Linked DNA regions of Homo sapiens: region 1 is linked to region 2. The links are chromatin loops, found by intact Hi-C in ENCODE. Cell type or tissue: dorsolateral prefrontal cortex. All regions are shown on one strand. Each heading gives the region's core, and the rest is flanking DNA. Links, peaks and the distances in the headings are about the cores only.

Region 1 (15,520 bases), core at 967-8,966, 130 kb before region 2:
ATCAGGAAGTGCATCAACCAGGGCCTGTGCAGGAACCTCTATGTCCCTGCCCTCAGCCCCCAGCTCTGCCTCTCCCTCACTTGCCTCAGCTACACAAACACACTCTCCTGACTAATGTCGTTAAACTACCGTGCCACTTCCATCTCATTATGGTAATGATACAAAGGAGGGGGGTGGCCCTCACAGGAGAAAATCCAGTCTAAATTAATTTCCGGGGCTGGGAATGAGGATGGGACGTCTTCATTAGCAGTACTGAGGAACCCACACACCCTAGGAACAGCAGGGCGCCCTGGGGAGCGGGAACAGTGCCCATTTCTCCTCTGCAGGGGAAGGGCTTCTCAGCAGAGGCACTGGTTGCCTTTGTGAAGGGGTATCCCCACACCCACAACACTGGGAGTGAGGATGGCAGAACAGAACCTTTCCAGTGACCCTGGGTTACCCCCGGCCTCCTGGACCAACCACCATCTCCCCAGCTGGGGAAAATAGGAAGGTTTTCTATTCCTCCCACCTGACACCATGACCACCACTTCCCTCATTCTCATCTCTGCCCCCACCCTACCCCTTTACCCAAAGGCTGGCACCCTTAGCTCGACCCCCCTTCTGAGCACCCGATGACATTGCCAGCTCGGCCTAGTTACTGTGCTGCCCTGCTCCCCGCTGGGCAACTTATTAGGTTTCAGCTGCCCGGAGTTTTCTTACTTTTTTTGATGTGGAGTTGGGGTAAGGGGAGCATTCAACTTCCACAGGAACCTGATTAGCTATTCAGGGAAGGTGTTAAGAGGAATTTGAGCAATTTGCTCCATATTTAGTGGGAAATGGAAGGCTGGCAAGTGGAGGAGTGAAGAACGAGGCCCCCTGTGTGCCCATTGAGGCATGTGGCCAGCTGGGCACAGTGGGAATGCCAGCTCTGAACCCAGTATGGGGTGTCCGGGTGGTGTCCTGCCGGCACTGCTGGGGTGCGTGGTCCTGGCCAAAGGCTGGTGCCCAGAGGCAGGGGCAAGGAGCTAGCTATTGCCCTTACAGTTGTCGAACCAAACTGTGGAAAGTGAGTTAGTGGAAGCAGGGTGCTCATCTCTATCCTTTTCCCACCCCACCCTCACCTGGGTCCCTCATTCTTTGATGTGTTGAAATGGAAAATGTAGAGACTTAACTCCTGAGGGGGCCTGTTAAGCAGTCTGTGGGTCCCTCTTAGGCCTACTTGGTGAAAGGGCTCACCTGAGTGCTCCCTATCCCAACCCAGTTGCTCAATAGGGCCTCAGTGGCCTGACCTGCCACCTCTAAATGTCACCGCTACCTTACAACTGGCCCCACGTTAGGGCTGCATGGGTCCCCCCACCCCTGCTTGAGTCCTGTCCATGGCACCACCTCCTGACAGTGTCTGTGTGGGGGACCCTGGCTCTTCCCCATCTGATGGAGCCGCCACACTCCCTCGCAGGTTTGACAGTGAGCTCTCGCAGGCGCATGAGGAGGCCCAGCGGGAGAAGCTGCAGCGGGAGAAGCTGCAGCGGGAGAAGGACATGCTCCTCGCTGAGGCTTTCAGCCTGAAGCAGCAACTAGAGGTGGGTAGGGCCACCCACCATCTGTGCCCTGTCCCCCTCACAACCTGGGGTCAGCCCTGCACCAGCCTCATCTCTTTTGCTCCAGGAAAAAGACATGGACATTGCAGGGTTCACCCAGAAGGTTGTGTCTCTAGAGGCAGAGCTCCAGGACATTTCTTCCCAAGAGTCCAAGGATGAGGCTTCTCTGGCCAAGGTCAAGAAACAGCTCCGGGACCTGGAGGCCAAAGTCAAGGATCAGGAAGAAGAGCTGGATGAGCAGGCAGGGACCATCCAGATGCTGGAACAGGTACAGGAGGGCTTGGCCAAGGGAGAGGTGAGGTGCAGCGAGGCCGCCACCATCCCCACAGCCAGCCTCAGGCATGGGCCAGAGGATCCTGCCTCCATTCATTCGCGTATTCACTCACTCACCTACTCACAAAATGTGGAGTGAGCACCTGATCTGTGCCAGCCACAGTGTGAAGACGCGCTCGTGGAACTTTCCACAAAAACAAATCTGATGGAGCTCTAGTAGGGAGGGGCTCAGGATGCATGGCAGCTGAGGGCCACAGGCCCACCCAGCCTGCTACCCAGCCACCAAGTCAGTTCAGGGAGCTAGAGCCTGCAGGCAGACGGAGAAGCTGCAGGACTGTCCCCACCCCAGCTGCCTCTCTGTGGGCCTATGCCAGACCTCTAGTAAGGGAGTTCAGCTGCTCTGGAGAAGCTGCTGCCACGGGAGCAAGGTGCCAGCAAAGGGAACTGGCTGGTGGACGTTCTCGGCCCCTGAGCCTAGGGAGAGCCATGCACAGGTGGGAAGGGGGTGGCCACAGCTGGGGAGGGAACCCAGACCCTACTCCAACCACCTCCAGGCCAAGCTGCGTCTGGAGATGGAGATGGAGCGGATGAGACAGACCCATTCTAAGGAGATGGAGAGTCGGGATGAGGAGGTGGAGGAGGCCCGGCAGTCGTGTCAGAAGAAGGTAAGGTATCTGAGTACTTACCTGTCCAGCGTAAACACCTGTTCCCATCACCGCTTTAAAGTAAGGGGCTTTCCACCTCCCTACCTCAGCCACATCGTCTTCCATTGTCATTCTGGGCCAGGAAGCGCCTCTCGGGATCCTAGCATTGGCAGGATGTATTGGCTCAGAGTCTGTAGAGAAGCTTGGGCCCCTGAGGAACTATCGCTCCCTGCTTTCTGTGCCAGGGGCAGCCCCCTGTGCCCCTGCTGTGCTGCGCTGCACTGGTGCTGCCTGCAGTCAGCCAGCCTGGCCGGGCAGGTCTCCACCATGCGGCAAGGTCTCTCCTACTCTGTCTTGGCTAGCCACCGCATGTGGCCTGCCATCCCTCCTCACCCTCCCAGGCTGCTTTGAAACCCTAGAAACCTGGAATTTAGGTTCTGACCCCTCCACCAACATCATTGTGCTCAGGCCTGCCCCACTGTTTTCCTGGAGTGGGGAACCCAGAATGGAAGGGGCCTGCTTCGCACCAGGCACTAAAGGGACGGACGGGTCTCTGTCCCCATGGTACTCCAGTTAAAACAGATGGAGGTGCAGCTAGAGGAAGAGTATGAGGACAAGCAGAAGGTTCTGCGAGAGAAGCGGGAGCTGGAGGGCAAGCTCGCCACCCTCAGCGACCAGGTCAGGGGATGCTCCACCCACCAAGCCTGGCCGGCTCCCTGCCCATGCGGCCTGAGGAGTGGGGATCCTAGGGATGGGGAGCCACGAACAGAGCTGTCGGGGGTGGGGGTGCTGCAAAGAGCCCATCGTCATCCCTTGTGGGATGGGGGCATCACCATACATTGGCACACCCAGCCCTTTATCGCTGGTTGGCATGACCCTGGCTCTTCCAGCATCCTTATGGGGACACTGATAATGAGGACGTGGTGAGGAGGGAGCTTGGGGAAGATAGGAGGAAGCCCTGTGCAGAGCCCAGAACCCCAACTGCTGGTGCCCACCCAGGTGAACCGGCGGGACTTTGAGTCAGAGAAGCGGCTGCGGAAGGACCTGAAGCGCACCAAGGCCCTGCTGGCAGATGCCCAGCTCATGCTGGACCACCTGAAGAACAGTGCTCCCAGCAAGCGAGAGATTGCCCAGCTCAAGAACCAGGTATCCACAGAGAGCACACGGCTGATCCAGGCACAACAGAGCTTACCTTTCCATTCTCTTTCTCTCTCTCGCTCCTCTCAGTGGTTCTTGAGTCCTTGGGAAGGAAAGTGACAGGAAAGAGGGGAGAGCCACGTGTAGCAGCTAGACTCCCCAGGCTCTGCGTGTGCCTTACTGTCTCACCGCCCAGCCTGGGATGGTGTGGATGGGGCCTGGTGCCCACCAGCCATGTCACGGGAGGAGATCCCCACGCGTGCACCACCACACAGCCATGGCCCTGGGGTCTGAAGTGAATGGAGGAGGAGAAGGAGGGCATCCGAGCTCCCTCTTTCCTGTACAGCCCTCCTGCCCCCAAGGAATGGCTGACATCTCTCCCTGGGGCGGGGGTGGTCTGTGTCCAGCTGGAGGAGTCAGAGTTCACCTGTGCGGCAGCCGTGAAAGCACGGAAAGCAATGGAGGTGGAGATCGAAGACCTGCACCTGCAGATTGATGACATCGCCAAAGCCAAGACAGCGGTGAGGGGCCAAGGTGCCCGGGGCAGAGCTCGGGGGGCTGAGGCAGAATAGAGCTGCCTCTGTGGCTCCCTTCACCCTAGACAGGTCCCTCCACGTCAGGACTTGTGACAGGTCCTTTCACGCCAGGACTTGCTGCAGGAAGAGCGGGCCTCCCCTCCTCTGCGTCTCTCCACACTGAGCAGAGGCCTCGGGGAGGAGCGGGCAGAAGAGGGAGCCAGCAAGGGCCCATCTCCCTGTTTAACCACCTGCCTACGGGAGCTTGGCCGCAGGCCCCAACACCATAAATAAAGGCAGCTAATGTGGCTGAGGGATGTAAACAGGTGCCTAGAGATTAGCAGAAGCACAGATAAGAGGACAGGATGGCTTGGCTTCCTTCCCCTTCCCCCTGCCCAGCCCACTGACAAGCCCAAGCGGCAGCTAATTAGAGCTCTTATTTAATGCCTCCCTTTTAATTTCCCACCTCTCCCACGGCCCATCCATCGGCAGAGAATTCATTACTGGGATGCGGCCAGTACAGGCAGCTCCTTGAGCATCACTGGTCCTGGGACCCACCCCAGTGGGCAGGCCCCTTGGGCAGGGAATGGGGCAGGGGAGGAGGCTGGGCTGGGCTGGTGGCTTCATGGCCCCTGAGCTAGTCACCTAGCTGCTGAGAGATGCCAATCTCACGGGCTTGATTTATCCCCATGACATTTGTGCTCCTCAGCAGTTCTCAGGTGAGTAATTCAAATTCCTTAATTGTGTTAAAAAAGGTTGTTATAAAATTACCATTTTATTTAAATCTGAGTTAATAAATTTCTTGGCGGAGGCTTCCCCAGCTCCCCACAGCCCAGTAACAAGATGGATGGGGCAGAGAAGGAGCCAACACAGTCATTTTGGTTTGGAATTACAGGCTAATAGATTCATTCATTTCCTGAAGCTGCTGTTGGATCTCTCTTCCCCTCCCCCAAGGAGGGGACTGGCTGTCGGGGCTGGATGCCCAGGGAGTGGGCAGTCCCAGGGAAAATGAGAGTCTAAGCCAGGAGACCTTCGCAGACTTGAGGGGTCCTTCCCTGGGGCCTGAAGGGGGCAGAGTGCACGCAGGCCAGGGCCTGGACTGATAGTGCCAGGATGATGGGTCATTTGTTCTGGGCAGACCTTTTCTGCCTTCTCATTAGCCTCAAAGGAGCTGCCAGGAAGCAGCTGTCATTCAGCTCAGAGGCCCAGGGTCTGCCTGTACTGCACACAGCCCTTTCCCTCATCTCCCTGGTCCAGAGCGGGACAGGCAGCTCCTTGAGCATCACTAGTCCTGGGACCCACCCCAGCAGGCAGGCTCAGCCCATTATCATCTTCTCTACAATGCCCCTGCCATTGGAGGCAGCTGGAGCCCACAGGCACACTGGGCCTGAGGCCCTCTGATCTGTCTTTGCCTCTCTCCAGCTGGAGGAGCAGCTGAGCCGCCTTCAGCGTGAGAAGAATGAGATCCAGAACCGGCTGGAGGAAGATCAGGAAGACATGAACGAATTGATGAAGAAGCACAAGGCTGCCGTGGCTCAGGTACCCCTGCCAGGAGTGCCCGTCACACTCTGCACCGTCACCATCCTTGTGGTCCTCCTCATGGGTCCCCCGCACAACCGCTTGTTTTGGGAGGTGATGGAGTGGGAACCTCGGTCCCCTGGTGTTCCAGCTGGGCTGGGCTGGTTGAATGCTTATGGGGGATCCTGCTTCTGATGCTCTCATTCCTTTCCCAGGCTTCCCGGGACCTGGCTCAGATAAATGATCTCCAAGCTCAGCTAGAAGAAGCCAACAAAGAGAAGCAGGAGCTGCAGGAGAAGGTGAGGACCAGGGGCTCCCTCAGGAGAGAGAGAGTGCCAGGGTCACTAGGTGTGGGAGGAACCCCCAAGTTCACAGTTTAGAAGGCGCTTTTCTCTGCCATCAGTAATCCACAGAGCAGCGTAAATGAGGAGCAAGAGCTAGGCTTGGAGCCATGTCACCATAACAGACATTTGGGCTTCCCCTGCCTCATTTCCCATCTGTATTCCCTCTCCGATCCTTAGCTTTCTCCTTTCTCTCTGAAGGGCAATCTCTGTGCCAAGCACTGGGGCAGATGGGGGAGGCCTCTGGCCCAGGGCTCCATTCTCTTTCCTCCCAGGTGCATCCCTCCCTCCCCTTGCCTTCTGGTCACTGTGGTGATATTGCCTGCCCCAGACGCAGTCTCCTCCCTTTCTGGGCTCAGTTCTTTCTTCTCTTCCTGTCCCCCACCTCTAGCTACAAGCCCTCCAGAGCCAGGTGGAGTTCCTGGAGCAGTCCATGGTGGACAAGTCCCTGGTGAGCAGGCAGGAAGCTAAGATACGGGAGCTGGAGACACGCCTGGAGTTTGAAAGGACGCAAGTGAAACGGCTGGAGGTGGGTTCACACTTCTCCCGGGCCACACCAAACAGGGCAGAGCTGCCCCAGCGCTGGAGCCGCGCATGCTCAGCAGGGCTGGACAGGCCCCCGGACAGTCCTCAGAGGCCTGTGCCTCACTGCCAGGCCAGCTGACGGGCAGGTGCTTCTCTCCCGCCCTGCCTGGCCTGCTCTCTGGCTACCGTGGAGCCCGCCTGCTTTACATTCTGTTTCCGTGCTTGCTTTCTGCCAAGGGACCAGAGCAGCTTAGCTCTTCGTCTTCATATTTTCCTCCACCACGAGCTCCCCCCGCCTGTTCCCCTCAACCGGTTCTCTGGCAGGGTCATAAATATGCAGCGGATGGTGCCACTTCTGCGCAGGCTGGAATCTGTTCTCTCATCTGCCCTCGCTCTGCTCCTCTCCCCTTCCCTGCTTCATTCCCTTTCTTCCTCACTTCTTCTGCCCTCCTGTCTCTGCTTTTTTTTTTCTCTCTCCCTTTTTCTTGATTATGATCCTATTCTTTCTTCTCCCTTCATTTTTTTTTTTTTTTTTTTTTTTTTTTGAGACAGAGTCTCACTCTGTCGCCAGGCTTGAGTGCAGTGGTACGATCTCGGCTCACTGCAACCTCCACCTCCCGGGTTCAAGCGATTCCCCTGCCTCAGCCTCCCGAGTAGATGGGACTACAGGCACGTGCTTTTTTTAAATTGTATTTTAGTAGAGAGGGGGTTTCACCATGTTGGCCAGGATGGTCTTGATCTCCTGACCTCATGATCTGCCCGCCTCGGCCTCCCAAAGTGCTGGGATTACAGGCATGAAATATTTTATATTTTTTCCTCTCTCCAATCTTATTTCTCTTTCTTACCCTCTTCCCATCCCATTCTCCTCTCCCTTTATTATAAGGTTCATTCTCTCTTCTTCCCCTTTTTTTTTTTTTTTGAGATAGGGTCTCGCTCTGTTGCCCAGGCTGTAGTGCAGTGACGCAATCATGGCTCACTGTAGCCTTGACCTCCTGGGCTCAAGCAATCCTCCCATCCTCCTGCCTCAGCCTCCTGTGTAGCTGGGACCACAGGCATGTGCCACCATGCCTGGCTAATTTTTGTATTTTTTGCAGAGACAGGGTTTTGCCTTGTTGCTCAGACTGGTCTTGAACTTCTGGGCTCAAGCAATCCGCCTGCCTCAGCTTCCCAAAGTGTTGGGATTACAGGCATGAGCCACCATGCTGGACCAATCCTTTTTCTTTCGGTCTCCCAAAGCCAGTATTGGCCAGCCCCTTCCATCTCTGGCAGAGCAGATAGCAAGAGAGAGGCAGAAAGGATTATCTCCTGGGTTTACATCCCTCTCACCTTATTTTTAAGTTCTCCTTGAGTTTATAAGCCTTTGTCTCCACACCGTCGGTTCTCCCTGGGCCCTGTGTTGATGAGTGTGGTTGGTGAGGGGCAGCCCTGTCACCTCCTCCATCAGCTCACAGTCCATGGAGCAGGCATTTAGGTAGGGATAGAAACAGGTGGGCATCTAGATGGCATTAATAACCTGGACACAGGAAGAGAGCACAACTGACCCTTCCAAGGCGGGGTCACAGTTCTCAGGAGAGCTGGAGAGAGTTAGGGGAAACTTAAGAACTTATTTTCGGCTGGGCGCGGTGGCTCATGCCTGTAATCCCAGCACTTTTGGAGGCCAAGGTGGGCGGATCACGAGGTCAGGAGATCGAGACCATCCTGGCTAACACGGTGAAACCCTGTCTCTACTAAAAATACAAAACATTAGCCGGGCGTGGTGGCGGGCGCCTGTAGTCCCAGCTACTCCGGAGGCTGAGGCAGGAGAATGGCGTGAACCCCGGGGGGCGGAGCCTGCAGTGAGCGGAGATCGCGCCACTGCACTCCAGCCTGGGCGACAGCGACACTCCGTCTCAAAAAAAAAAAAAAAAAAAAAGAATTTATTTTCTGCCCACCCCAACCCCAGGCTGGCTGATAATATTTTGATCCCCATTTTACATACAGGAAGGGTTAAGTGGGTTGCCTAAGGTCACAAAGCTATCAAGGGACAGAAGAGGCCATTGGTCTGGTGGACACAGGACAGGCCCACAGGACTTGTCTCCTTTTCTCTTGGGCCTAGTCCCTTCCCGCACCTCTACCCCTCAGGTTCCCTTCCGCTCAGAGAGTTTTGTGGTTTAGACTCATAGGATGTTAAACACAAACGGCCCAATCCTGCAGCCTGGCTCTTTTATTTTAGGGATATAGAGGCTGGGGGACCAGTCCGAGGTAGAACCAGGATTACAAGCAGATGCGGGGTTCTTCCCTCACATTCAGCCCCTCTCTCCAGGTCATTTTTTGCTCAGCATCCCACTGCCTGGCAGGAGATTCATTAGGCTTAGAGAGATGCTCTCTGCTTGGAATCTGATGATTGTTTAGTCTCTCCTAATTCAGAACTCCAGCAAAGCCATTTACCTCTGAGCACAGGATCTAGCTTTTGGGGCTTCTGGGTTCAGAGTCCCTGCGGGAAGCCCTGCTGACCTGAGAGGACTCTACATGCAGTGTCAATACCGACAGGCCCACCAGGCTGTACCCAGAACACTCCCTCAGTCTTGGTGTAGTAATAATGATAATAGCACCTTTCATCTTTCAGAGTGCATTCACATTCATTACCTTATTCATCCTCAGAAGACCCCTGGGGGTTAGGTGTTATTCTCCCCACATTTTACAGAAAAGCAAGGGAAGCTTCGGGGTTGCTTGCCCAGGTAGCCAATGAACGGTGGAGCCAGAGCTCGACCCCAGGCCTCCTCACCCAGAGCTCTGCCACACCCTCCCTCTGCCTGGCTGATGGGCCTGCCTGCTGTGTCTTTCTTCCCCACCTACCTATCCAGAGCCTGGCTAGCCGTCTCAAGGAAAACATGGAGAAGCTGACTGAGGAGCGGGATCAGCGCATTGCAGCCGAGAACCGGGAGAAGGAACAGAACAAGCGGCTACAGAGGCAGCTCCGGGACACCAAGGAGGAGATGGGCGAGCTTGCCAGGAAGGAGGCCGAGGCGAGCCGCAAGAAGCACGAACTGGTAATGCCCCCTGTCCCCCACGGGGCCCACATGGCAGCCCCTTGAGTAGCTGCTGAGTGTATGCCTCACTCTGGCCTGGTTGAGGATAGGGTGCAAAGAAACTGCACATGAGTCAGAGAATGGGAGGGAGGAGGAGCATATCAAGAGGGCAGGCCAGGAAGCTAGCGGCACTGGAGACTCCCTCAGATGAGGCTTGGACCCCACAGCCCAGCAGCAACAGAGCGGAAAAGGCTCTGGCAGCCTGTGTCAGCCCTCAGGTAGCACCCCCATGACCGGAAAGTACTTGAAGCAGGCTTCTTCTGGCCATCTAGGGGAGAAGCTAGCCCTCCTGCAAACTGGGCTGCCCCCTTCCTCCTAGGAGATGGATCTAGAAAGCCTGGAGGCTGCTAACCAGAGCCTGCAGGCTGACCTAAAGTTGGCATTCAAGCGCATCGGGGACCTGCAGGCTGCCATTGAGGATGAGATGGAGAGTGATGAGAATGAGGACCTCATCAACAGGTGAGAAGTGGCCTCTGGGGCATCTGCAGCTAGCACGGAGGCCCTCTTGACCACCTCTGGAACCAGACGACCAGGTAGAACAGTTGCAACCTCTGCCTCCCCATGAGCAAGCCGCCAACCCACCCTCCCTTTACTGCCAGATCCCAGCACAGCCTGTCCTGCAGGGGCAGACGGTGAGACAGGTGCACCCTGATGGAGGCCACCCAGCCAGTCTCCCCTCTCCACGACCAGGCCCTCCAGCTCTGCCCGCTCAAGATGAGTTATTCTCCCGTTTAGCTGCATTTCCGATGGCACCTGCCCCACTCTGGGGAGAGCAGAGATTTAAAGGCTGTGGTGCCTTGTTACTATGCCAGAGATTTTCTCATAAAACCCACCCGGGGAATGGTTTGGAGAGAAAGAGATTTGTAGTCTTAGGCTGAGGAGACAGTCACGAGGAAGGAAGGCCAGCAGTGCGGGGTAGCACCAGGCCATGGAGAAGCTCCCAGGGCTGCCCTAGGTGGACCCTAGATCTGCCCCCTTCCCACCTTAGGGCTGGGGCCCATCCTGCAGGCAGGTCTGGGGCAGCGCAGGGACCCTGCTGCTTTGGGGCAGGGGAGAGGTGCCAGGGGCAGCCCGCATCAGATTTTGAGGACAGTGCCATCACGCATCCCACTACCTGGTCTCAACCAGCCAGAGCTGGCTCTTGCTGAGGGAAGAGAGGTCTTCAGCTAAGGGGTCCACCTTGGGTTGCCGATTGATTTCATCTGTTTCCTCTGGACCCCTTGCCCACCATTTTCCTTCTATTTCCAGTTTGCAGGACATGGTGACAAAGTATCAGAAAAGAAAGAATAAACTGTGAGGACTGGAGCGCATGTGCTCTCTGCCTGTCCTCGCGGGTGTCTAACCACCCCTAACACTGGCTCCCACCCTGGGGCCGCTGCACGCAGCATGTGGATACAGCCTCCCCACACTCCCGCCTCACTGGTCTCTAACGCTAACATGCTGACTCTATCCTCGGGGGAGGCAGGGAGCGGGCAATGAGGTGTGCTCCCCAGAAGGCTGGGGCTGGCCCGTGCACCCTTGGTGGGCAGGATGGGGGGGCTCCTGCCGAAAGGAAAGCGCAGCCTATTTGAGAAGTTTACCTTCCTGAGCTCCAGCACATTCCTCCCTCAAAAACCAAGTGTGGCCACCTCCCTGGCCTATTTCTCTGGGGGGAAAAGTCTGTTTGGGCTGGATCTGTCCACATCCTTGGGCTCCTTGGGAGCCTGAGCTGCCTGAAAGAAGCGGGCGTGTTTCATCTTTAAAGGTCCACTACCTTCTCTTGGCAGACAAGGGTAGAAGGTGAGGGGCATCTCCCAGTTTCTTGTTTGGAGAAAGCATTCAGGCAGCTAATCATGGGCTGCTTGCCGTGGCGGGGGAAGGGAACACAGCCAGATGTGTTTACTTTACTCCCTGCGGTACCGTGGGCAGAGGGAGGCCCCAGCGGGCGCTTGTGCTGGTACTGTCAGGTGGCAGGAAGCCCAGGAAATCCAGCCCTCTCTTTTCCCGCTTTCTGGGTGGGAGCTGGACAGCGGATGCAGATGCGCAGGCCTTCAGGCAGAGCGGGCTGATCCTCCATCAAGTTCGACAGGGTTGTTTTTTAGAGGTCTTTTTTTTTTAGCATGGCATTGGGTTTCTTCCCCCACTCTCTCTCGCCTGATGGACCCCCTCCCCTGGCCAGGATGGGCTGGTGGCAGCGCACAGGACTCAGTGAGAGCTAATGATAAATGTAATAGTGTGTAACAGTGATAGAGGGCCGCTGGAGCCTGGTTGTCACACACAATTAATATCCCCCGCCGTTCTGTCTCCGTTTGTTTGTTCCCCCGTGATTCGGCTCCCCGTTAACTAATAGCACATGAGCCCGGACATAAATTGTATTTGACGTGAGGTTTAATTCCAACCATTTAAAATTTCAACTGCCCTCTGAGCCTGCCTGCCCCTGGAGTTTGTTTACGGGCCTGATTATTTAAGGAAAAGAACATCTTCTAGATGCTTGCAACTAAAGGGAAGGCGAGGGCAGGCAGGCCAGCTTTGCAACCCATCCACTGTTCTGTATGTAAGGAGGAAAATTCATATTCTGGGCCCACAACTGTCTGTCCCCTGTGTGTTTCAACCCTGCCATCCTTGTGTGGCAAGAGCTTCAAGGGCTGATAAAATGCGCATTTAAGATCATATTCTAAACCACTGCCAGGCATGCACACACACAGGTACACCACGCATGCACACACACTCACACACACTGGTGTGTGCTCACATAGACGCATGGGGACGTGCAGCTCTAACCAGGTTCCGGCTGATGGCAGAGAGGTGGTGTGGCTCCTTCCTCAGCAGCTCTGGGCCCCAGCTCCAAGTTATTGAGCCCAGCGCAGTAAGGCAGGCAGAGAAATAATGTTTCGATTTACTTAGAGATACAGTTGTTATTGCCATAACCTTAATGAAAGCAGTAAACAGCACGGTATTAAGGGAGATTTATATGGAAACGCTTTTAACATGTAGACATAGATTTTGCGATGCATACAGCACCTCCTTTCTAAAGGCAATCAATATGGTTATGAACGGTGGTGATAAATTACAGGCTCTGAAGCTAGAGAGGGAGGTTTTTTGCACAGGTGTATAAATCAGGTGGTATTGGTGTTCCATGGGGCCCATGCACCACAGTAAATCTGCCAGGCTCGGACGGGCACAGGGCTTGCATTAGCAGTTTCGAGGTTGTCTGCTAAACTCCTGTTTACCCGGGGCATCAGCCAGCCTCGTCTTTGTTATAATTCTGTATTTGATGGAAGCCCATAAAACATGCCTCTTTATTCCCCTCTCTATGAGTTGGGCTCTCGCATGGTCCCCAGAACAATCTGCTGGTTTCGTGTGTGTGTGTGTGTGTGTGTGTGTGCGCGCGCGCGCACACATGCCTGTGTGGCTGTTTATTTAAGAACATAATTCAGGAATGGAGCCATTCCTCTTGACACAGAGGAAAGGAAATTTATATCGAGGAGAAACCCTAGCCTATCCATAGCAGGGCAACTTGGTGAGCAGACATTCTGCAGAATTTTAGAAGCAATCTTACTCAGAAGCTATCTCCAAGCCCAGCTGCTTCATGAGGGGGTGGCCATGACTCCAGCCTCAGAATTGGACTCCTTTGGGCTTTCTTTCAAGTGCTAAGGTCAGCTCTGCCCGATGAAGCACTGTGAGCAAGGGCTGGGGGCTACCTGAGGACGGAAGAGGAGACCTTGAGCGACAGGGCTCTGGTGTGGGACTTTCTGAGCCCAGCTGGGTCTCCAGGGACAATTTAGATACTGAAACTGTTGCTAGTCCCTCTGGAAATGCTGATGCCCCCCGCCCCCCGCCCCTTTTCCTTTCTCTGTTTCTTAAGAGCCAGAGAAGCCACAGGGTGGATCTGGGATGTGGCCTGGGCCTCCTTAACCTAGAGCCCAGGTTGGTGCTGCCATCCACTAAGGAGACCTTCAGGTTCAAGCTAACTCCAAATCCTACGAAGCCCTTCTCTTCTGCTCTGTGGCTGGCAGCCCAGCTCTTGTAACAAAGGCATGGAAATTGACAGCAGCTATAGCCACAATCTGAGGAATGGCAGACAAGAAACAGCAGAGTAGGCCTCAAGGAGTCACTGAAGAACCCAGGGCTCCTCTTTTTAGCTCAGAGCCATTTAGCTGAAATTGATGAGTGGATGGTCTTTAAGTCATTCTCCCTTGATTGGTCAGTGGCCTGTCACAGATAACTGGCTTGGGAGCTGCCTCCATGCTCCTGAGGGTCTTCTTGGTGGTTGTCACACAGTGTGGCTGCTGAGTGGGGACAGGCTCCTTGTGAATGGTGTGCTCTGTCTAACCTCTCTCATTCCCGCCCTCCCGACTCACCGACGTGCATGCTGCCCACATCCCCCCTGCCCAAGACACCCCCTGCACCCCCATCTGCTCCCCTCGTGGGCAGCAGGTGCCTATGCCTTGTCTACCTTTCTGCTCCTCATCCCTACAGTGAGGGAGACTCTGATGTGGACTCGGAGCTGGAGGACCGTGTTGACGGGGTCAAGTCCTGGTTGTCAAAAAACAAGGGACCTTCCAAGGCAGCTTCTGATGATGGCAGCTTAAAGAGTTCCAGGTGAGCATATGGCCTTGAGCTGGGAGGAAAAGCCACCTTGTGCCACAAGGAATGGACAAGTAGCGCCTGGATCCCATGAGGGCAGGCCTGTGTCTCTTGTCTGGCATTTGTGACTGCGGCCCGGGCATGCTTCTGGCATGTGCATGGGCACAGGAAGTTTCTTCTTAGCCAGGGCTGCGTCGCCCTTATTTTTTCCAGGGAATGTTTTCCCATTAGGCTCCAGGCTTTGGTTTGATGTAAGTTAAATGTCACCTCCACTTATTCATTCAACAAATGTTGATCAAGCTTCCTGATAGTTCAGACCCTTGGAATCAAAACTGGGATGGGGCACAGGGGACTCTTAATCCCACAGCCCTGGCCAGCTCTGGATCTCTGACGTCTTACCGTGAATAGCAGCAGAAGAGGCACCAGTTCCACTGATTCTTGACCCAGTTACAGGCACATTTCTGTCTTTTTCTGCCCATTCTCTCCTTCCTCTAATCTCTTCACTGCCCCCACTTCTTTCCTCCTAATACCCATCCACTGGGGGAATGTACTCCCCTGTTTTCTAGCCAGTCATAGTCCTCTGATCATACAGACAGCTACCCCTGGAATCCAGAGCTTCCCCTTGCCCATCTCTTTCCTACTGGCCAGTGTGGCAGCAGGGAGAAAGAAGAGCCCTCGCTCCCCCCTCACCCCCCACAAAGCCATATCCCTGCTGCCCCCACAACATAGAATCCCAACCCCCTGATCAAGCCCATCCTGATCCTCCAGGACACACCCTTCCTCATCCTCTCCCAGAGACAGCAGGTAGACTGGGTAGAAAAAGTAACATCTCTCCCTCCCTTCTCCAGCTCCCCCAAGGCCCCTTCCCCAAGCCTGGCCCCTCACCAGAAGCACCCAGCAGCCCCCTCTAATTGGTTTAATTTATTCGGCCAAACAACATTTTGTTATTGCAGATAATGCCGGCTTCCCCGCCCCACTGCCGTGGTTCACCACGGCATGGCACGAGGCTCCAGGTAGTTGACAATGAAATAAATTGAACTAAACGTTTAGAGGGGGAAAAGTGATGAAATAGAACAATAGTCTAATTTACATGACATTCTCCATGAAGCTATTTTCACTGACGCAAATTATTTTGCTTCATTTCCTCCGATGCTCTCACCACCACTTTGCCAGGGCTGCTGCCGTTTTCTCCTCCTTTCGCCTCCCTCCCCCTGTGTCTTTATTCTCTGAGTTTAATACTTGTTCCTCTCTCTCTCTCAACCTCCCTCTCTCCCTGCTGCCCTCATCCACGTCTGGTTCTCGCATCCTCCCTCGGAACGGCCCTCAACAGCCTCTCTAAGGAGGCCCCGGGGGTGG
Region 2 (15,520 bases), core at 6,729-14,728:
CAGGCCTGATGTGGGCATGGGGTAGGGGGTCAGTTGGGTGGAATTTCTGGACAACTTTATATTTCCTGGCTCTAGGCAGGCTTATCCAAGAGGGATGACAGGGTGCAGTCAGGTCTAGCCCCATGGATTTTGGCCACTGTCCTCATCCCTAAAACAGATCTTACCCCATAAGGTTTTCTGGATAAGTGCCAATTCAGAAGGGCACAGAGTCTGTCTTGTAAGACTGGGGTTTCAGTGTTGGCTCTGCAGCCCACCTCTCTGTGACTGAGCTAAACCCCTGGCCTTCTCTGTGCCTCAGTTTACCTCTCTATAAAGGGAGATTGAACCAGATGATGCACCAGGCTTCTCCTAGCCAGTCCCTTTGAGTGTGGCTCCTTCTCTGGGGTCAGCAAGCTCCCTTATAGGCCTGACTGAGCAGGGGCACCTCAGGTTCTTGGCTCTGCTGCTTGCTTCCTGGCAGCTGCAGAGTCTGGGCCAGGGAGAGGGTGGCTCCAAGGTACAATGCCTCCCAGGCAGAGCCCTGGCAGACCTGAGGGCAAAGTAAGTTCATAGCCGGCTATCATTTCTGCTGCAAATGCCAAGGTTTTACCAGGGTGTGGCCCACATCTCCCCATTAAATGGAAAGATGACTGCTAGCGCTGTGCCCCTCTGTGCTAAAACCCTTACTGGCAGGATCTAACCAAATCCTTACAAACCCATGAAGTAGGTAAACTATCCCCATTTCACAGGCAAAACTGGGGCTCAGAGAGGTCATATGACTTGCCTAAGGCCCCTCAACTGGTCAGTGATTGAGCCGGGATTCAATCCAAGACTCAAAAGCCCCTGTTCTTCCCTTGGCCCAGGAGATAGGCCTGTCTGTGGCACAAGGCAAATCCAAAGTGGGAGACCCAGGCGGAGACCGGTACCTGTCAGGATCTGCCCCAGATGCCCTTTCCCAGTCAGCCCTGCCTGATTCTGGAGGACATCCACTTGGAATTCTCCCAGTTCTGGGGAGGGCCTGGGGTTGCCAGGCACACAAGACAGGACACTGGACCAGGAATCATGAGTCCTGGCCTCGAGTCCTGGCTTTGTCTTGGACTCACTGTGTGACCAAAGAGGATCTCTCAACTTCCCTGATTACAAGGTTCCCTTATCTATAAAGTGCAGGAAAACAGCCTGCCCTGCCTCCCTTATTGAGACTTTATGAGAGCTGAAGAGATAATGGATGTGAAAACTGCGAAGGTTCTTGTGGGAAAATTGTGATTATCCTATGGTTGCTGTGAGGGAGCACGGGTGTGTGAGGGCATGCGAATAGGGTGGTGGTGGCGCCTAGGCATAGTGTGAGAGTTTGGATTGGTGGGTTATTTTCTGCCAGGGGGTGGAAGTGCACGTGCCATGACACGTTTGAGGGGGCTGTGTGCGTGTAAGTGGGCCTGTGTCCGAGTACACACAGGTGATGGTGACCAAGAGAGCCTAGGAGACCTGTAGCCAGCATCTGGGGGTGGGGATCGCACACAAGAGTCATCTTTGAGCTCATCTGCCTATGCCGGGTTGTACTGGTGCAAATGAGTACAAAAACTGTAGTGCCATCTCGTCTGTGGGTTACGCCATTAGGGCACGTGCTGGAGGCCTGACTGACAGCTTCTATGGGGACAGACAGGGCAGATGAGGCTGTTGAGCTAGAGGTTGGCAGAAGACAACCTGAATCCTTCCCACCTCCCATCCTGGAAAGGGCCAGCCTCTCAAAGTGGCTGTATTTCCTCCTTGAGCTGACTCCATGGTCTGCTGGAAGCAGGGCAGTGTTAGACAGCCCAGGGTCCTGGAGGAATTGTCCTCAGCTCCCTCTGCTTTTGTCTTCCCCCTGCCTGGCCCCCAGGTCCCCTCCTGTCACTGGCTATGGGTATGGAAGACAGCCCTCAAGAACAGAGCTGACATTTCAATCTGTCTCCCAGGCTCTACAGATGCCTGCAAATTGCATCAAGACTTCATCACCCCTCCTGTCCGACACCCAGCCCTGTCTGGCCTCTGTCAGCCTGGCCCTCAAACAAGTGACAAATTACATTCCAGCCACTGCAGCAGACCCACAAGAGGGTGCTTGAAACCCAGGGGACCAGAGCTGCACAGACAGCCTCTGGTTGAGAACAGGGAGCCTTCTGGATAGGAGCCACTTCATTCCACACTCTCATCCCAACCCTCACCACTAGACTGGGCCGGGAGCCAGGCCAGCTTGAAAGGGCCATGCCTCCCCTGGACCAGAGGGGGCCAGAGGTCTCAGTCTCAGTTTTCCCAGCTTTACAGACTGCTAGGAGCAAGGGTGGCTGGTGGGAACTCAAATCCCAACATCTTAAAAAAGCCAGGCCAAGCCAAGACCCACCTCCTTGCTAAACCTGGGGGTGCTGAGCTTGGGAATAAAGATGTCTAGATGTTATTTCTACAGAAGATGCCCCCATGAAGTTGGGAGGATAGGGAGCTGCCTTGTCTCAGCAAAGCAAGACTGCTTAACCCCTATGTGACCTTTTGCAAGTTCCTTAGCTTCTCTGAGCCTCTGTTACTGGTGGGTATTTTACCACCTATCTTATAGATTCACGGTGAGGATGAAAAGCACTTAGTACAATACAAGGCTTGACACACTCTATGATGGCAACTGTTGTTACTCTGTCGCTACAGCTTCTCTCTGGTCCCAAAGCAGCAAGATCAGGAAAAAGAAGCTAGAGGTCAAGCCAGAGGTATATGGGGAACTAGGAAGAAAATACAAATTAATTTCTAGTAATACTTCTCTGCCTTTGCTTTCGTGGTAATTTCCCTGTAGTGAGCGTCCTCCCTTCCTCCTTCTCCCAGTGCTCCTCTCTTCAAGGCACTCTGAGACCCACCTGCTTCAGGCACTTTCCCTGAGCCTCTGAGCCCTTCGCTCTCCCCCCGAGGATTCCTGCTGCCTGCATTCAGTGCCACTTAAGGCGGAATTATATGCTGCCTGGCATCTCTCGATAATTACAGATTCCACGTGTGTGAGTCTTGTTTTCCCAACTCTAGAATCACAGAATCTCCAAGTTTGAAGGGACCTCATCCAGCCTCCGCCTGCTGCAGGAATTCCCTGAGGAATGTCCCCAGCAGATGGTCAGGCAGCCTCCGCCCAAACGTGCCTGGGTGGAGAGTTTCTCACAGAGAGGAGACGCCTCGGCCTCCAGCACCCTGCCTTGAGCCTTCTCTTCAGCCCAAAGACCCACCAGGTCTTTCCTCTCAGGCAGGGGTAGGGACCTCTCCCTGCCCAGCTGCCCCTTCTGGAGTCCCCAGGGCACATCTCTTCTCAGCACCCAGTCTGAGGGGCCCTGAGCCTCGCAGCAGCCATATCCTTGGACCTGGCTGGGCTCAGCATCCTCTATGCTTCTCAGCTCACAGGTATCTGATGGGGAATGTCTCTCCAGCAGCCCACACATTTACTCTTTCCACACGTCTTTGTTGAGACTGGCCAGTGAAGAGGGCACTGTGACCCAACATGCCACCCTGGGCTTTAACAGCAAGATGGGCAGGGGCCAGTGGGGAGAGTCTGAAACAGAAGGACTGCTGGCCTAGCCTGGGAGGCAGACGATGCGGCCCTAAGATCTGAAAAGATGACCAGCTTCACCAGGAGGGGAAGAAGGGAAGATATTGCCCCCGCAGAGTCCCATATGTGGATGCCCAGGGGGCAGAAGTGAGGGGTGGTCTGCGGCTGCAGTGCACGTTAATGAGGGCCGCAGAGATACTGGCACCAAATGTGAGCTGGGCAGTTTGGAGCTTGTCCTCCAGGCAATCTGAAATCAGCAGGAGATGAGTTGGGGATGGGAAGTGTTAGACAGACAGAAAGCCATTCTCAAGTGAAAAGTAATGGGCAGGAGGTAATTAGGGCCAGGACAGTAACAAAAGGATAGAGAGGAGGAACCCATTGGAGTATTTGGGAAATAAGACTGGGAAGGATTTGGTGACTCACTGATGCCACTTAACCATCCCAGGTGGTCAACCCTTGAAACCCTGCTTCAGAGCAACATGGTAGGAACCTTGAGCCCATGTAGATCAGTGCTTTTGAGTTGCCCGAGGATCTTGTTAAAATGCAGAGTATGCTTTAGTGGGTCTGAGATTCTGTATTTCCTTTTTTTTTTTGTTTTGAAATGGAGTTTCGCTTTTGTTGTCCAGGCTGGAGTGCAATGGCGCGATCTCGGCTCACCGCAACCTCCGCCTCCCAGGTTCAAGCGATTCTCCTGCCTCAGCTGCTTGAGTAGCTGGGATTACAGGCATGTGCCACCACGCCCAGCTAATCTTTGTATTTTTAGTAGAGACGGGGTTTCTCCATGTTGGTCAGGCTGGTCTTGAAATCCTGACCTCAGGTGATCCACCTGCCTTGGCCTCCCAAAGTGCTGGGATTACAGGCGTGAGCCACAGCGCCCAGCCAAGATTCTGCATTTCTTACAAGTTCCCAGGTGAGGCTGCTGATGCTGGTCCAAGAACCACATTTTAAGTAGCAAAGAACTCCACTAGTTCGTTTTATAAAATGAGGAAACTGAAGTTCAAATAGCAGCATATTTGTCCAAGATCACATGGTTAGGATGAGGTCCCAGATTTCTGGGCTCCCAATCAATCCAGTGTTCCTTCTATCAAGCCATGCTGCTAATTTCCCTCTGGGCAGAGTCCGTCGTTGTCCAATCCTTGTTTGCCTGAATGGAGGCATGGAGCCCAGAAAGATGCTCAAGGGACTGAGGGCCTGAAGATCAGCATGATAGCAGAGGAGACTGTGACAGCCAGGGGAAAGGATCGGAGAAAGAGGCTCAGAAAAAAGAGAGAATCACGATTGACATGCGGAGGGGCATGGTGTAAGGCCCAGCTGACAGTCAGCAGGGGCCAAGTTGGGCAGGGCCTTGAGGGCTAAGCAAAGAGTTTGAACTACATATTATCGGCTTCACAGACTCAATGGGGAGCCACTGGAGGACTTAAACAAGGAAGCACCATGATCAGCAACAGATCTAAGACCGTTAGCTGGCTATAGTTCAGAAAATACTGCTGTAGAGGGAGGAGTGGGTTAAGCCCTACAGGCAGGAAGGCTGGCCAGGAGGCTGCTGCGGTGATCTAGGTGCACAGTAACGGCGATAAGCTGGGGAATGGCAGTGGGGATGAAGAGTAATGAACAGATTTGAGATCCAGTTGACAGGACTGAATGACTGACCAGGTATGAGGGAGGAGGCAAGATGCCAGTTTCTGATTTGGACACCCAGGGAGATAGCAAGATCATTCCCAGGGGAACTGCTGGCTAGGGGAAGACAGTCACCTAGCATGAGGCAGGCTGGGTGTGAAGCATCCAACAGGGATGTCCAGGGGAAGCTGGGCACATGGATCTGATATTTAAGACCTCATACTGCTGACCAGGGCCTCGGACACCATCTGGTTCAATACACCTACCCCATCCCTACTTTACAGATGAGAAAACAGAGCCCAGGGAGGGGCAGGACAGGAAGCAGCTGGTGTATCTGAAAAGCTTGGAGACAGAAAGATGTGTTTACAAACCCCAGTTCTGCTAAGAATCTCTATGTGACCTTGGATAATTTACTTAATCTCTGAACTTCCGGTCCTGTCTCACACTGAGATGAGCAACTCCTGCACTGCTGAAGTGCCCAGCTCAGGGCCTGGGGGCTCCGATGCTCAAGTAGCATTGAGGATTGATCTGCCCGGGGCCTGCAGGATCCTGAGGGCGGCAGGATCCAGGCAGCAGGAAGAAGTCTGACTACTTTGCTTTTCTCTCTCTACTCTACTGACAGGTCCAGAATATCAGCCTCCGGGAAGGGGAGACAGTGACTGTGGAAGGCCTGGGGGGGCCTGACCCACTGCCCCTGGCCAACCAGTCTTTCCTGCTGCGGGGCCAAGTCATCCGCAGCCCCACCCACCAAGCGGCCCTGAGGTTCCAGAGCCTCCCGCCACCGGCTGGCCCTGGCACCTTCCATTTCCATTACCAAGGTAAGGCCTGGGTAGTTGAAGGTGGAACCAGCCCAGACTCGCTGCCCTCCTTGCTGGGGAGGGGGGTCTCTGTGCAATTACATCCTAGAGGGAAGGAGCAGAGAGGGGCTAGTGACACATAGCACAAATGTCCAGTGAAGCTCTGGACAATTGGAGGTAAGTATCGCGTATCTGAAACCTCCAGGATCTTCTCTCTTCCACCCACCACCCTGCAGAGAGCTGGTCTTGACTCAGGATCAGGTAGCCTCTAGGTGTGCCCGTTGTCCCTCATTCATTCATTCAGCAAACTTTTCCTAGGCACCTGCTCTTTGCCAGGCTTGTGCTGGACACTGGCAATGTCAGGATGCACCAAGGTCCTTGTCCTCAAGGAGTTCTTTCTCAGGAGGAGGCAGACACTTAAACAGGCAATAACAATAGAAGCCCTCCCCAAATGCAAGAGGGTGAAGGTCAAAGGGATCTGACAATGACCATCTGCTTAGCTGCCAGACTGCCCTTCCTGAACTGCTTCACCCACCTTGACCTGGCCCATGCCCCAATCAGCTCAGAACACCTCTGGAAATAAGGGAGCAGCACGATGTAATGAAAAAAAATCACAGACTCAGGCAATGGGCAGATCTGTGTTTGAATCTCCTCATTGGCTGTTGACCTTGGACAAGTCATTTGACCTCTCTGACCCTTCTGCTGTAATATGAAACCAAAACACCTACCCCACAAAGTCATGGTTAGGATTAAGCAAAATGGTACATGTCAAGTGCTTAGCACATGCTTCATTAAGGAAACCAGTATTACATGACTGGCAGGATGGGAGAGGGAGGAAAAGGGGCTCAGGACTTTGCCGCTGTCTCAGCTGTGTCCCTCCTACCCATCCCCCTCTCTGAGCACAAAGTCAGCTCGATCCTTTGCATGGGTTAACTATTTGAGACTAGGGAGAACTAATACGGAAATAATTGGTGTGAACAATCAAGGGATTGTCTTGCATTGTCATGGACCACTTCCGCAGTCCTGCAGGGGACCACAGCCGGGCAGAAGAGCCAGCACTCTGGAGATGGGGCTGCTTGGAACCCCACCTAAGGAGCACTCACCCTACCCTCACCCCTCCACCCAAACTACTGGAGCAGTCTGGCATAGCAGCAGGGAGCCTGGAAGTGGATGGGGCTGTAGAGTGGCTTGGCAGAGGCAAGGGGCCAGCTGAGGCAAGGGTGAAACGTCTAGGCGGCCCAGCTAGCCTCCCTAATGGCTCATCAATCCTCCCTGGCAGCAGGCATAATTTCACGCCATGATAACCTTCTCTCTTGCTGCAAATTCCTTTGCACAAAACTCCGGACCTCCTCTCTGTCGGGCCAGACAAAGGTGGCTGAATGGCAGTGAGCTGGAGGCCCAGCAAGGGGGAGCAACCTCCAAGGAAGGGCTGGAAGAGCTGGCCTGGTCCTGCCTCCTTCTCAGCTCCCAGAAGCCCTCCCTCGTCAGCCCAGTTTTTGTCAATGATCAGCTCTTGCCTTAATGAGTGTAATTCCCCTAATTATAGGCTGTAATTAGCCCTGATCCCAGAGATGGGAACAGGAGGAGCGTGTGCTCACACGCAAATCTCCGTGGGCTAGAGAAAGAGGGTGCCAGAAGAGGGGGTGAGGGGCCTAGTACCCACACCTGTGCTCGAGCTGTCCAAGCTGATGTTGGAGGTCACAAGGATGAGCCCTCACAAGGGCCTTATCGCAAGACCAAGTCAACTCCCCTCCCACAGCCTCAGGCAGGGTGGGGAGGCAGACGGCCCTGACAGACATCCCCCTCCTGCATCCTCAGCATTCCTGGCACTGGACTTGGCTCCAGAAACAGACTCCAGTGAGAAAATAACTCAACAGATTGCAGTGGTTCAGGCTCCCCGGGAACGGTTGTCATGGCAACAGGAGGAAGCTCATCCTGGGAAGTGATACTTTAACTACTATGGAGTCTGGGGGCTTCATTGTCTGCCCCCAGCCTCCTACAGTTCCAGCCCAGTTCCACCCCATTCCAGCCCAGTTTCCTCATCTGTGAAACGAGGGCCCTCCCTTACTAGAGTGGTGATAAGAACTCAAAGGGGAAGATGTAAGGGGAAATGCTGGGCCTGAGCCTGGCTCATGGTCTAGACCCCACTAGGCGTCAGTTAACCTCTTAACCTCCTCCACTCTGGGTGTGGTGCCCCACACCCCTTTCTCCATCCCATCCTGGACTGGGACCTCTCCCCAGGTCACTGTGAGTGGCTGCCCTGGACAACCACCCAGAGCAGGCTTGTCTGTTACTCTCAGATTTCTCTGACCCCTGAACCCAAGTTTCTACTTCAAATGAGGAAGCAGGTGGGGTGGTGGTGGAAAGCAAGAAGGCTTCAGAGCCCAGGAGCTTCAAGTTCCTGGTCTAGTACTTCCTTGCTGTGTGATGAGGGCACAGGGTCTCTCTGAACCTGTTCTCATCTGAAAATGGGCTCATAGCCCCTACCTTGCCTGCCTTTCTCCCAAGCATATTGTAGACATCAAGAAAGAAGAGTGTGAAGGCATTTTAGAATCTGGAAAGTACATGTAGATGTGAGGTGCTATTATTAATCAAGATTACAAACAATAACAGCAGGCTGATGTCTTAGGCATTTGTTCAGGAACTGCACATATGTCTTCTCACTTAACCTCCACAACCTTGGATGTAATACTGAAAGTGGGTGGATAAATGAGGCAACTGAGGCACAGAGAATTTAGGTAACTTGCCCACGGTGGCACAGCACGTAGGGAAGAAGCCTGCATTCAAACCCAGGCAGTCTGACCCACAGCCCACCTGCTAAGCACTGCCCTGTACTGCCTGCCAAGCACAACTAGCCACTTACCGACCATTCTCTCCAGAGCCCCATGAGAGACAGAAGAGGAGGAATTCTCCTCCCACTTTCACAGACATAGTAACAGGACAGGTGAAAGTCATAAAACTCAAATTTCTGGACCCTGGTCTGCCCTGAGACAGCCTCTTTTTCTTTTTCTTTTTCTTTTTAATGGGGGGGAAGAAAGAGGGCCCATTTTTCTATTCACACAAAGGCACCCAGGAACAGAGGCCTTGCATGGACCTCTCCTCCCATTTACCTGATACCATCAGTGGGGCTGCCCCCTACCCCAAGACCCAAGATCTTCAGTCTAGACAGTCCTCACTTTTCCTACCACCCCAAGGGTTATCAGGCTCTGTAGCACAAGCCTCTCAGCCTCTCCTTGACCCCTCCAGGCCTTTGCTCTCACCTCTTAGACGCAAGCCAGGATCTTCACTTTTTTTTGAGAAAGAGTCTCACTCTGCCGCCCAGGCTGGAGTGCAGTAGCGCAATCTCCACTCACTGCAACCTCTGCCTCCCGAGTTCAAGCGATTCTCCTGCCTCAGCCTCCCAAGTAACTGGGACTACAGGCGCGTGCCACCATGCCCAGATCATTTTTTTTTTTTTTGTATTTTTAGTAGAGATGGGGTTTTACCATGTTAGCTGGTCTCGAACTCCTGATTTTGTTATCCACCTGCCTCGGCCTCCCAAAGTGCTGGGATTACAGGTGTGAGCCACCGTGCCCAGCTGGATCTTCACTTTTATTTTATTTTATTTTATTTTATTTATTTATTTTATTTTTTGGAACATGGAGTCTCACTCTGTCGCCCAGGCTGGAGTGCAATGGCATGATATCGACTCACTGCAACCTCCATCTCCCCGGTCCAAGCGATTCTCCTGCCTCAGCCTCCCGAGTAGCTGGGATAACAGGCGCCTGCCACCATGCCCAGCTAATATTTTTGTATTTTATTAGTAGAGATGGGGTTTTGCCATGTTGGCCAGGCTGGTCTTGAACTCTTGACCTCAGGCCATCCGTCCACCTCAGCCTCCCAAAGTGCTGGGATTACAGGCGTGAGCCACTGCACCGGGTTGATCCTTTTAGCTACCACCCCAGCTTGACCCCAGGATCGGGATATGCCAGATTGTTTTGTAGGATTTGCTGCCACCATTTGGTCAAATTTGGTATGACAATTCCAAAGCTACCAGCTTTCCCAGGGCAACTTGTTCTTTCCCCAACTTCCATGAAGGCAGTGCACTGCCTCCCTACCCTCGTCCCCATCTTTTTCTTGTTTGTTTGATGTTGTTTTTCGAAACAGGGACTCACTCTGTCACCTAGGCTGGAGCGCAGTGGTGCAATCATAGTTCACTGCAGCCTTAAACTCCTAGGCTCAAGCGATCCCACTTCAGCCTCCTGAGTAGCTAAGACTACAGGTACACATCACCATGCCTGGGTATTTTTTAAAAATTTTTTACAGAGATGGGGACCTCACTATGTTGCCCAGGCTGCTCTTGAACTCCTGGCCTCAAGCAATCCTCCCACCTTGCCCCAGCCTACCACCATTCTGGATTTTGTTTGTTTGTAAGTTTGTTTTTTTGAGATGAAGTCTCGCTCTCGTCCCCTAGGCTGGAGCGCAATGGCACGATCTCGGCTCACTGCAACCTCCACCTGCCGGGTTCAAGCGATTCTCCTGCCTCAGCCTCCCGAGTAGCTGGGATTACAGGCGCCTGCCATCACGTCCGGCTGATTTTTGTATTTTTAGTAGAGATGGGGTTTCTCCATGTTGGCCAGGCTGGTCTCGACCTCCTGACCTCAGGTGATCCGCCCACTTCGGCCTCCCAAAGTGCTGGGATTACAGGCATGAGCCACCACTCCCGGCTGTTTGTTTGTTTTGAGATGGAGTTTTGCTCTCGTTGCCCAAGCAGGAATGCAATGGAGTGATCTCAGCTCACCACAACCTCCACCTCCCGGGTTCAAGCGATTCTCCTGCCTCAGCCTCCCCCGTAGCTGGGATTACAGGCATGCGCCACCATGCCCGGCTAATTTTGTATTTTTAGTAGAGACGGGGTTTATCCATGTTGGTCAGGCTTGTCTCGAACTCCCGACCTCAGGTGATCCGCCCACCTCGGCCTCCCAAAGTGCTGGGATTACAGGCATGAGACACCGGCCCGGCCACCATTCTGGTTTTAAAAGAAGTCCATGGCCATTGGCATCAAGCTTTTTAGCATTTCTCAGTGAATACTGGGAAAGCCTTTACTGTCTGATTTCACTCTTTGCTGCTGCAATTCATATTTATTCCCTAAAGGAAAAACAGTATCAACACTTTACATCTGTATAGGTTTTTCACTATTTCAAGTGCTTTCATGTCTACGAGTCATTCAATAAGCATTTCCTGAAGATATAATATCAGCTGGGTACCAGAGATACCAAGCTAGATAAAATACTCTATCATTTCTTCTCACAGTAACCCTGTAGGTAGGCTAGGATTTTAAACCTCATTTAACAAATGAGGAAACACACACACAAAGATTAAATAACCTGCCTAAAGTGTCATAAAGCTTGAGCCAGAACCTAACCCTTCTAATTTCCAGCTCTGTCTGCTCCACTAACCAGCCCAGGCTGCTGGAAATATCACTGGTAACCTTCTAGGGAGGAGATTGGAGTTGTTTTGGAACTCCTAGTGCTTCCTCTGGCCCCAAATGACACCTCCAGGCAGACTGAGGCAGACCTCCCCCAACCAATGGCCCAGCTCCCGCCCCCACCCTGCACACATACACAGTGTCACCCGTTCTCTGTTTGCAGCCTATCTCCTGAGCTGCCACTTTCCCCGTCGTCCAGCTTATGGAGATGTGACTGTCACCAGCCTCCACCCAGGGGGTAGTGCCCGCTTCCATTGTGCCACTGGCTACCAGCTGAAGGGCGCCAGGCATCTCACCTGTCTCAATGCCACCCAGCCCTTCTGGGATTCAAAGGAGCCCGTCTGCATCGGTGAGTGCCCAGGGGAAAGGGCTCAGTGCTGAGCAGAGAAGTGAGGTGGGGGCTCATCCCTGCTCTCTGTTGCTCTCTGCCACTTTCATTTGCTCTTCATAAGGAAGCCAGAAAATGGCCATGCACCTCAGTGGCATTCATCCAACCTGCACTTATTGAGCATCTACCAGATGAAGGCACCACAGGTACAAACAGCTGAATTAAACAGGGACTCTGCCCTCAAAGAACCCACATTTCCAGGAAAGGGAGAAAGGAGAAAGCACAGAGGTCACCAATTTCCAGGGGAAGAAGTAAAAAGCACCAATGAAAAGACATAAAGTGACCTGGGAGGCAAGGGCGCAATCATTCTTAGCTGGACATTTAGGAGGCTTCCTAGGGGAGGAGGCACTGCAGGTTTGACATTTAAATGGAGAGAACAACGTGGGCAGGGACATAGAGGCAGGCAGGTGAGGGTGTTTAGGGACACAGAAGACAGCCAGGTTTGGCTGAAGCCTGAGACATGTGGCAATGGAAGGGCCTTGAGTGTCAGGGCAAGATACAGGCTGAGGAGCTGTTGAAGCTTATGAGAAGGGAGGGCCTTAGAATTCCTCAGGAGATGACTGGGAGGCCAGCCAGGCAAGACAGTTTGAACTTAGATTGTGATTTGGGGAATGAAGCAGAGGGAAGTTCCAGAAACTGATGGGAACTGGGAAAAGGGAAAGGGGACTCCCAGGTCTGGTCCTGAGTGATCAGGTCTGGGATTGCTGCCAATGAAAAGGGGCTTGTTGGAGAAAGGAAGACTCAGTGTTTGGTTTGCAGTATGAAAAGCAACTTGGGCTTTTTTTTTTTTTTTTTCTTCGAGACGGAGTCTCGCTCTTTCACCCAGGCCAGACTGCAGTGGCGCTATCTCGGCTCACTGCAAGCTCTGCCTCCCAGGTTCACGCCATTCTCCTGCCTCAGCCTCCCGAGTAGCTGGGACTACAGGCGCCCGCCACCACTCCCAGCTAATTTTTTGTATTTTTAGTAGAGATGGGGTTTCACCATGTTAGCCAAGATGGTCTTGATCTCCTGACCTCGTGATCCACCCACCTCAGCCTCCCAAAGTGCTGGGATTACAGGCGTGAGCCACCGTGCCTGGCCGGGCTTTTTCTTTTTAGTGGGTATGGGCTTAGGCTTTTGAATCTTTTTTTTTTTTTTTTTTTGAGATGGAGTCTCCCTCTGTCACCCAGGCTGGAGTGCAGTGGCACGATGTCCGCTCACTGCAACCTCCACCTCCCGGGTTCAAGCGATTCTTCTGCCTCACCCTCCAGAGTAGCTGGGGTTACAGGTGCATGCCACCATACCCAGCTAATTTTTTTGTATTTTTAGTAGAGATGGGGTTTCACCATGTTGGCCAGTCTGATCTCGAACTCTTGACCTCAGGTGATCCACCTGCCTCGGCCTCCCAAAGTGCTGGGATTACAGACTTGAGCCACCATACCCAGCCATGAATCTTATTTCATTCTATAAATTCTTCCTGGGTGCCAGGCACAACCAGAGTTGAATAACACAGATGCTTTCTCAGCCCTCGAGGATCTAGCGGGGAGGCTGGCAAGCAGCTCAGTGCAGAGGATGCTACAATAGGAGTAAAGGCAGAGTGGTGGAGGAGCCCAAGGGATGGAGAGCTACTCCAAGATGAGAGAGGAGGCAAGCAAGGCTTCCCAAGGAGACAGCATGGAAGGATTTCAGAAATATTAGTTTGGGAAAGTGGGGTGGGTTCCTGGAACTGCATATGCAGAGATGTGCAGGCATGAAATAGCACAAGATAGTGAGCACACAGTGAAGTGTGCCTGAAGCAGAGGGTATGCGGGGAGAGGGGACTGAAGCTGAGTCTAGAGAGAGGTGGATTCATAAAGGGCTTGAACACCATTTTCAGCTTTAACTCTATCCTGAGGGTAATGGGGAGCCACTAAGCAATTTTCAGCAAAGGATGGGGCATGATCAGATTTGAAGGGCAGTTCCATTCTGAGACCAAGCTGAGGCAGGTCTGTCCTTTCTGCAGAGAAGAAACTTGCCCCAGCCCCCCAGGAGCTTTACTAGGTTACAATATTCTGCTGCCTTGAGCATTTGGAGACAAAGGTCCTGTGTATTGGTCATGGCAGCCTGGTCTCTGAGAGTTGGGTAGGTCAGAGCTATGTGTCCAGGAGAGGAAAGCACTGCCTGGAACCAGCCATACTCCTCTTGCCTGAGGACCCCTCTCTGGCCTCACATAACCGCCAGGAGTTTGTGGCCAAGTAACCCAGCAATCCTCACAGATAGCCATAGGCAAACTGTTCAGTCTCTCCTTAGAAAGAGAGGACAGCCCCAAGCCAGTAGGGTCAGCACTAGAAAGGTCAGTCAGCCCAGGAACGGCAGTGGTAGTGAGGCCGGGGCGGATGGCATGCACATCAGGTGTTTGCCGCCCGGATCTAGTGCTAACCCCTTTTTACATTCATTCACTCATTTTATTCAACCAACGCTGAACACCAACTCTGTGCCTGGCCTGGAAAGACCTGGTTCCTGCTCCAGGGGGTCCTAGTTAAGGGACATACCCAAACAACTGATTTTAGGAAAGTGGCATGAGGTAGAAGTAGCAGATGTATCCAAGAAGGTTGAAGCCCACAGTAAGGGCTTTAGTAAAGTCTACCTAGGGAGAGTCGGCCTTCTAGAGAAGTCAGCAGAGAGGGAAAGTGACTTACCTGGGCACACAACCAGGCAGTGATACATCTACCCACAGTCAAGAGAGTTACCCTGGTCAGTCCCAGGGGTGTGAAAGGTTAGGCGGCAGGATTCTGGAGCTCAGGCTGCCTGGAGATGCAGGTTCACAGGGCTAAAAGGTTGACCTTCAGGACGATGAGGGCCAAGATGGCAGGGAGGCAAGGTCCCCGCTGCTCCAAGCAGAGGATATAGGGCTGGGATAGGGAGGAAGGCATGTTAGGCTGCCTGGGTTCAGGCAGGGGCCTAGCCTACGTCCTGTCCTGGTCTTAACAGCTGCTTGCGGCGGAGTGATCCGCAATGCCACCACCGGCCGCATCGTCTCTCCAGGCTTCCCGGGCAACTACAGCAACAACCTCACCTGTCACTGGCTGCTTGAGGCTCCTGAGGGCCAGCGGCTACACCTGCACTTTGAGAAGGTTTCCCTGGCAGAGGATGATGACAGGTGAGGGGCTGTCCTAGTGGAATGGGAGTGCCTGGCCTGGTAATACCCTGCTGGAGGGACGCTACCCAAGCCTGGGGCCACACCCCATCTGGGTCAGCCACCAGCCTACATAGCTGCCACTCTCCTGGTTCAGGCTCATCATTCGCAATGGGGACAACGTGGAGGCCCCACCAGTGTATGATTCCTATGAGGTGGAATACCTGCCCATTGAGGGCCTGCTCAGCTCTGGCAAACACTTCTTTGTTGAGCTCAGTACTGACAGCAGCGGGGCAGCTGCAGGCATGGCCCTGCGCTATGAGGGTGAGCCTGCTGGGGCCTCACTGGGGGTGGCGGGTCCACGGGGATGGGCTCGGGCCTAGGGTCTTTCTCCCACACCCTACCCCTCTCTGCCTCCATGCTGTCACTCCTTCCAAGTCAGCCCCTGCTCACTCAGTACTTAGGCCCCCTTTCCCTGCCCCTCTCTTTGGGTCCGGGATCCCTACCACAGCTTTGCAGGAAACCTCTGCCTGGACCCAGGCCCTATGGTCCAAGGGAATAAATTCTCCAGATTTTGAAAAGCAAAAAAGGCCTCAACCCTTAAGAAAGAATTGCTGTAAGAGACATTCTAGAACCA

The links. Hi-C counts contacts between places; a loop is a spot of excess contacts. Peaks named below come from ENCODE experiments on the same cell type or tissue, not always from the same donor. Only the 100,000 strongest peaks of a DNase experiment are listed, where the experiment ranks them.
Region 1: a loop joins it to region 2, with 4 times the contacts of the local background. A loop is called at or near these places in 12 of 110 quality-filtered maps.

Annotation. Positions count from the first base shown.
Region 1 is chr17:29,080,975-29,096,494 of GRCh38, reverse strand. It overlaps MYO18A (myosin XVIIIA), which reads left to right. Exons shown (of 42, transcript NM_078471.4): 29 at 1,436-1,559; 30 at 1,645-1,845; 31 at 2,405-2,515; 32 at 3,068-3,172; 33 at 3,494-3,640; 34 at 4,039-4,152; 35 at 5,569-5,685; 36 at 5,880-5,963; 37 at 6,397-6,534; 38 at 9,374-9,559; 39 at 9,918-10,057; 40 at 10,847-10,891; 41 at 14,057-14,179. Among named protein-coding and RNA genes, the nearest start is that of PIPOX, 46 kb to the right of the region's middle. RefSeq lists an enhancer at 1-109 and a silencer at 9,230-9,524. In dorsolateral prefrontal cortex, for the core only: a CTCF peak has its summit at 5,559; DNase peaks (open chromatin) are centred at 5,554 and 6,694; H3K4me3 peaks cover 866 bases; H3K27ac peaks cover 4,592 bases.
Region 2 is chr17:28,960,192-28,975,711 of GRCh38, reverse strand. SEZ6 (seizure related 6 homolog) reads left to right here. Exons shown (of 17, transcript NM_178860.5): 4 at 5,760-5,955; 5 at 11,565-11,750; 6 at 14,739-14,907; 7 at 15,041-15,207. The region is part of intron 1 of LOC105371716 (a long non-coding RNA gene); the gene reads right to left. Among named protein-coding and RNA genes, the nearest start is that of PHF12, 16 kb to the right of the region's middle. RefSeq lists enhancers at 2,887-3,764, 6,658-7,308, 7,996-8,085. In dorsolateral prefrontal cortex, for the core only: CTCF peaks have their summits at 9,729 and 9,931 (motif pointing left); DNase peaks (open chromatin) are centred at 7,811 and 9,891; H3K27ac peaks cover 606 bases.